2 separate regions of the Mus musculus genome follow, and region 2 is linked to region 1. The links are chromatin loops, found by intact Hi-C in ENCODE. Cell type or tissue: left cerebral cortex. All regions are shown on one strand. Links, peaks and the distances in the headings refer to the core of each region. The heading gives the core; the rest is flanking DNA. Region 1 holds the start of Pak1 (p21 (RAC1) activated kinase 1). Region 2 overlaps Gdpd4 (glycerophosphodiester phosphodiesterase domain containing 4).

Region 1 (2,914 bases), core at 269-2,768:
TTCTGCCCACATTCTGCCTTGGTTCTCAAGGAAAAGGATGGGGAATAAACCCAGGAAAAATAACTACTTATTAGGAAGCCTCAAAACACAGCTTGAGGGCAGTAAGGAGACAGCCTGACACATAAGGAAAACAGAGCTTAGGTCCAAAACAAGGAAGCTAGAATGTTTGGACCTTACAAACATCACAGCAAAGGTCCCTCCAAGTCAGCAACTTACTACCAATGAGAAAGCACAATAAAAGATTCTAAAAGGAAAAGAGAAGAGAGCCTAACCAAGAAGAAGAGGACCCAGGGAAGAAATGAAAAAGGAAAACAGAAAAAAGAAACCATGGTTATGGAAGGAAAAGAGACAAGAAGTGGAAAGCGTGAAGACAAGGAAAGGAAGAAAGGAAACTGGTGAGATCAGAAAACAGGTGAGGGGCAGGCAAGGAAAGCCGACCAGCAGGAAGAGGAGGAAGAAAGGAAGAGCAGGAAGGCTTCCCAGAGGGAATGCATAGCTCCTCTGTAACCAAGATGAGAAAGGTCCAAAATAATCAGCATAGGTTAGTATTTGTATTTCTTGGTGCCAGATAATAAAGGAAGGAATTACAGTGATTAAGATATTACATAGTGTCAAGGTCTGTTATTTACTTAGCAGATCAATAACAGTGCACCAGAGAAGACAGCCTAGTTTATAGCAGTGATCTAAGTATCAAAGAATTGGCCAGTTCAGGAAAAAAAATTAGCATGCGTTCACCTGTTTCTTCTCAACCCCACACCCCACACTCAACATATCTACTCTTAGCCCCAACAGAAGCATTAGCACTTTATGAAGTCACTGGTTCTAAACAGACCGGCAAGATGCATATGGAAGGCTGGCTCCTCTGTCTCTACCTAGCTCACCTTTCCAAGGTAAATTTTACAGCCTAGGAAAGGCACAGTTACAGAATGCTAAGCCCTTCTCTTCAAATAAGGAAATTAAGGCTCATAGAGACTGCCTGACCAGGAACAGCTGCAGGGGTCTCCTATCTTCACTACATCTCCAACCAGAGAACAGTATTCCGGGTCCCAGGAAAACCGCAGCTAAACCAAGGCACAGAAAAGCATCACCCTGGCCACCATGCAGAAGCATGCTTACAAAGGAGTGGGGCCCCTGAGGCATGCAGTTCCCCAAAAAATCCAGCTTCCCCTTCATAACCTTCCCTAGCCAGATGCCTTATTCCAGCACAGGCCTAGCCCTGAGGGGCTTATCTCAATGTTACACCACCAGGCCCTTTCCTTATTAAGAATCCCTTAATATAAGTGAAATGTAATGTTCTCCCCATTCCCTTCCCCGGAAGGCAGAAAGACACCCGCTCCTTCTACCCCAGCTCTCAGTCTAGCTATGCCAGGCCCAGGGAAAGCCAGCATTACCTGGCGGTGGGTCCGGGGCCCAGCATCTCTGATGATCTTGTGTATCTGTCGCAGAGCCGCACCTCTCCCTGCTCAGCAGTTGGGACAAAGCCCGGGCTGAACCAGCCTGACAGGCTGGATTCGGCTAAGCGCCGCAGCGCAGCCACCCAGCTCCCAAGGCGCAGCACACTCAGGCCCACGTAGGGCGGCAGCAAAGACACAGAGGCTTAGTGAAGGGGCGGGGAGGGAGGGAGGAACAGAGAAAGGAAGGAAAGGAGGCGGGGAGAGCGCTGCCCCCGCCCCTTTTTTTCTGAAGAGGCGCTGAGGGGCGGGAAACAAATACATAACCAATGTTCTGATTGTCTCTGCTGTTCTCCCAACCCAGGCTCCAACAAGAGGTACCAGACAGGCTTTTTAGAGCAGTAGTTCTCAACCTTCCTAACACTGCGATTCTTTAATATAGTTCCTCACATTGTGGTGACCCCCAATCATAAAATTAATTTTGTTGCTATTTCATAATTTTGTAATTCTGTAATTTTGCTACTGCTATGAATTGTAATGTAAATATCTGACATTTCCAATGGTCTTAGGTGACCCCTGTGAAAGGGTAGTTCAACAACCCCTCAAGGGATCTGGACCTATAAGCTGAGAACAGCTGTTCTAGAGCCTGTGGGAGTCCTCTTGAACCCCGGAATCAAGACCTACTCAAATTAGATTCAAGATTCATTCAGACTAGAATGGAGAGGGGGAAATTATTCTTTTCTGCTGACTCTCTAAAATGTGTCCCATGAAAGATAATAAGGTGGTCCCTATACCAACCACCTCCTTTGAACAGAGAAAGTTCAGCAACAGCTACTATTTGTTAAGGGCTATTTACTATGTGTCCCCACACTTTACAAACCTATGTCTATTTCACAGAGTTATGAAGTAGGCCCTACACCACTCTCAGAATTTCTTTAGCACTTGTCAGATACCAGTCACTACAATAGAACTTGGAGCTGGATGACACATTAAAGAAACAACTCTGGTCTTCCCCATCCCAATAAACGGTGCTTCCTTAAGACTGAAATGTTAAAAAATGTACCTTCACATATTTCCTGTACACCCAGAAGTCAGTATCTCCCATCATCACTCACTACACTCACCCAACTCATCCCTTGCCCTTGAGGCGCATGACTGGAATCAAGTTATGCAGTTATCTCTTCCAGGCCATAACTAATGAGTTTAGAGGGTTTTAATTATTTGTTATGGGGTGAGGGTAGGTGGCACATATATACCATGGTATGCATGTAGAGATCAGAGGATAACTCATGAGAATCAATTTTCTACTTCTACCACATGTGTCCTAAGGTTCAAACTTGGGTTGTCTGGCTTAGTGCCAGAAATCTTTATGCACTGAGCCATCTCACAGGCTCAGAAGTTTAGATTCTGCTCTAAGGGTTCTGGGAAAAAACAGGATAACAACAATTGATGTTTTAAAAGATCCTTGATCAATGGAAAGAAGTATGGGCAAGTACACAGTTAAAGAGTTTTTTAGAGCTTCA
Region 2 (2,914 bases), core at 119-2,618, 130 kb before region 1:
ATTATTAGTTGAGGAAATGCCCTACAGACTGGCCTCCAGGCCAATCCTATGAAAATGATTTCTCAATTAAATCCCATCTTCCAAGTTATGTCTAGGTTTATGTCAAGTTGTGGCAACCCAACTTTCACAAAGACAAATGCTAGTATCTCCATTTTTTCTGCTTTCTGGCTCAGGATAAAGTAGCCAGCTCTACTGTGTTCTCCCTGTCATCATGGATGGAATCCCCCCATAACAGTGAGTCCCAAACCAAATCTTTCCTTCTCCAGGCCACTTGGGCCAGGTATTGGTCTCAGTGATGAGGAAAGCAACTAATACATTCACATTGGCTGTGATCAAAGTGGTTCCGTGGAGAACCTTTAACTCCTAGAACTCACATGCACCTCTCCTGGTCCACAACGATATGTCTGTCTGTCTTAGGTACTCAGGGAACACTTGTTGTGATCGTTGTGTGGCTCCAGAAAGACCACACCAGACCAAACAGTTCCACTTGAGGTTTATTGAGAGAGAAAAGGGCAAGGTGGCAGCAGAAAGGGAAGGGGGAAAGAAAGAGGGAGATCAGAGGGGTCTTCCTTTTAAATATAGATATTGACGTAGCCACAGGTAATGATGGGAGGTGAGTCAAGTGGATTCTGGGAATACGATGGCTGTTGCCTTGGCAAAGGGTGTGTGGGTCACGCTGTTGCCTAGATGTGATGTCAGGGGTCCTGATACCAACACTTATTACTTTGAGGATATCCTTTTTGCCTTTTGAAAGTTTGACATCGTCATGCTTTGGGGCAGGTTTTGTTGAGTGATTAGTGACCTCTGACTTTCCTGTCCCTGGATATTTGTTTCCTCCTGAGGATTTGGAAGTTTCCATTTTCATCACTAACTTTCTGACGAGTTGCATATCCACGTGGAATTACTAAATCCCTCTTGAAACCCAACAGATTGAATCTTTGCTCTTCTAATTCTACTCTAAAGCTGTTCAAGTATTCTTCATGCTTTATATTCTTTTTTCTCTCCAATTATGGTTTCAAATAGCCTGTTTCTGAGTTCATTACTTCTTTCCTGTATTGGTCTCTTCTATCTCCTAGATTTTTAATGACTTACTGTGTCATTTCAGCTCAACTAAGCTTTATTTTTAAAAAATGCTTCCATTGCTGTCAAGTTTCTCTGAGTACTGAATCATTCTGTTTTCTTTTGAAGGTCATCAAGTTTCTTTAAAACGTCTTAAGTTCACTATCAAAGACTATACTAGTTACCATTTGTTCACCTCCTGGTACCTTATTTCAACTGTCAGGTGAGGTTATAGTTCCATGAACATCCCTGATGCTTATTAGTGTGTGATGTAGTTGCTTCAGTTTTTGTACTCTGGCTTTGTGCTTACTTTTCTAGAAAGTCTATGCAGGCTATGTGTTTTCTGTTGGTCTATAGTAATTTCTGCAGCCATGTGTGCTGGAGTCACTGCAGGAGCACTGCCACTGTTTCAGCACTAGAGGGTGGTCCAAGCCCACGCTTACTTCAAATCCCCAGATGCTAATTTGCTCATGGAGTGAACTAGAGAAGTATCTAAACCTCTGCAGAGAGTTATATTAGTCTGAACAATTTCACCCACAGTCACCAGGAGGTATTTAGACACTGAAGACTCTGCCCTCTCTGGATATAAGTACCATGGAGGGACCAGCCCCAGGCCTCTATGCCATTCTAATATAGGGCCACCAAAACTGCAACACTGTCACACTCACAGCAGACAGACTGTCAAGAATTGAATTCTACACTGTTGTTGACTGCCTACTGCTAACTCATAGCCAGAGTCTGCTGCAATCAGTCACAGGTGGCACTGGGAAGGAAAAAAAAAAACCAATAAACCAGGGCTGTTGTAGAGGGCCTTTCCACAGATAGGCCTGAGGACAGGGACTGTTAGGGTTCTGACCAGTGTGAGGTTTCATACATCCAGTATTAATCTCCAAGGCAAAGTCCTATGCTTGTTACCACATCCTCTCCACAGCATAGTCTTGCTATCCAAGTTGGGATAGTGTTAATGTACTCCATCCCAACTTACGATCCAGCCTTGGTGGCTCACCTCTGGTAGTACAGCTTTCTCTGCCCCGTACTTGCAGATGGACCCCTCTACATCTGCCCTGTCACCAGTGACGTGTACTCAAAAGCTAATAAGTCATAACTGAGTTTTCCATTAGGACCTGCAAAGCTTCAGGGGTATATCCAGGCTCGCACTACAGCTGCTGGTGAATCAAGCCAGAAGACAAATGTATCCCACTGGGATATAGATCTAGGGAAATTCTAAAATCTCCATCTCTGAGGACTAGCCGAGGAATACCTGTGCTGCCCAAGGCTTGGCAACAGGTAGCACAGGAAGTCTTTAAGCTGCCAAGGCTGATGCACTTGAATCTCACAGGGCCCTGCATGGGCTGGGTGTTTGGGAGTGGGAGTGAACAAGCCCAACCCAAGGCTGATAATGGACTGGGCCAAAACTTGAGTCTGTCCGGATTCTGAGGTCTCTCTGACTGAGGCTCAAGCATACCTAGAGGCTCTGTCTAAGACCTCAGCAGGATGGGTGTTTAGTTTCTACCTGACGCAGGTCTTCTCCAAAGTAGGCAAAGTCCTGTGGTAGCTTTTGTGCTTTGCTCCCAGAAAGTAGAATCTTGCTTTCTTCTCTGCTAGTCAACATTGGGAGAGAGGTGGTAGAGGTAATCCGGTAGCTAGTTAACACAATTCTAGTAGTTCAGTAGTCATGAGTGTTGGTCTGAGGACAGGGTCTACAGGCACCTGACAGGCCTGACGTTGGATTTGAGGTCTAAGTCCTGTACTTGATTCTCTCCTCCCATCACTCCCTCTTCTCTCTCCATGCTTCTGAGAATTGAAGGAAGGCTGATTGGCAATTCTTTTCTTCCTGCTTCTTCAATAAATCCTT

What was found. Peaks named below come from ENCODE experiments on the same cell type or tissue, not always from the same donor. Only the 100,000 strongest peaks of a DNase experiment are listed, where the experiment ranks them.
Region 2: it touches region 1 in a loop (2.3-fold over the local background); 7 of 42 quality-filtered maps call a loop at or near these places.

Annotation. Positions count from the first base shown.
Region 1 is chr7:97,841,619-97,844,532 of GRCm38, reverse strand. It overlaps Pak1 (p21 (RAC1) activated kinase 1), which reads right to left and starts at 1,594. Exons shown (of 15, transcript NM_011035.2): 1 at 1,392-1,594. In left cerebral cortex, for the core only: a CTCF peak has its summit at 1,553; DNase peaks (open chromatin) are centred at 843 and 1,535; H3K4me3 peaks cover 1,725 bases; H3K27ac peaks cover 2,228 bases.
Region 2 is chr7:97,976,230-97,979,143 of GRCm38, reverse strand. All of the region lies in intron 10 of Gdpd4 (glycerophosphodiester phosphodiesterase domain containing 4), which reads right to left. Among named protein-coding and RNA genes, the nearest start is that of Gdpd4, 58 kb to the right of the region's middle. In left cerebral cortex, for the core only: a CTCF peak has its summit at 1,467 (motif pointing right); a DNase peak (open chromatin) is centred at 1,486.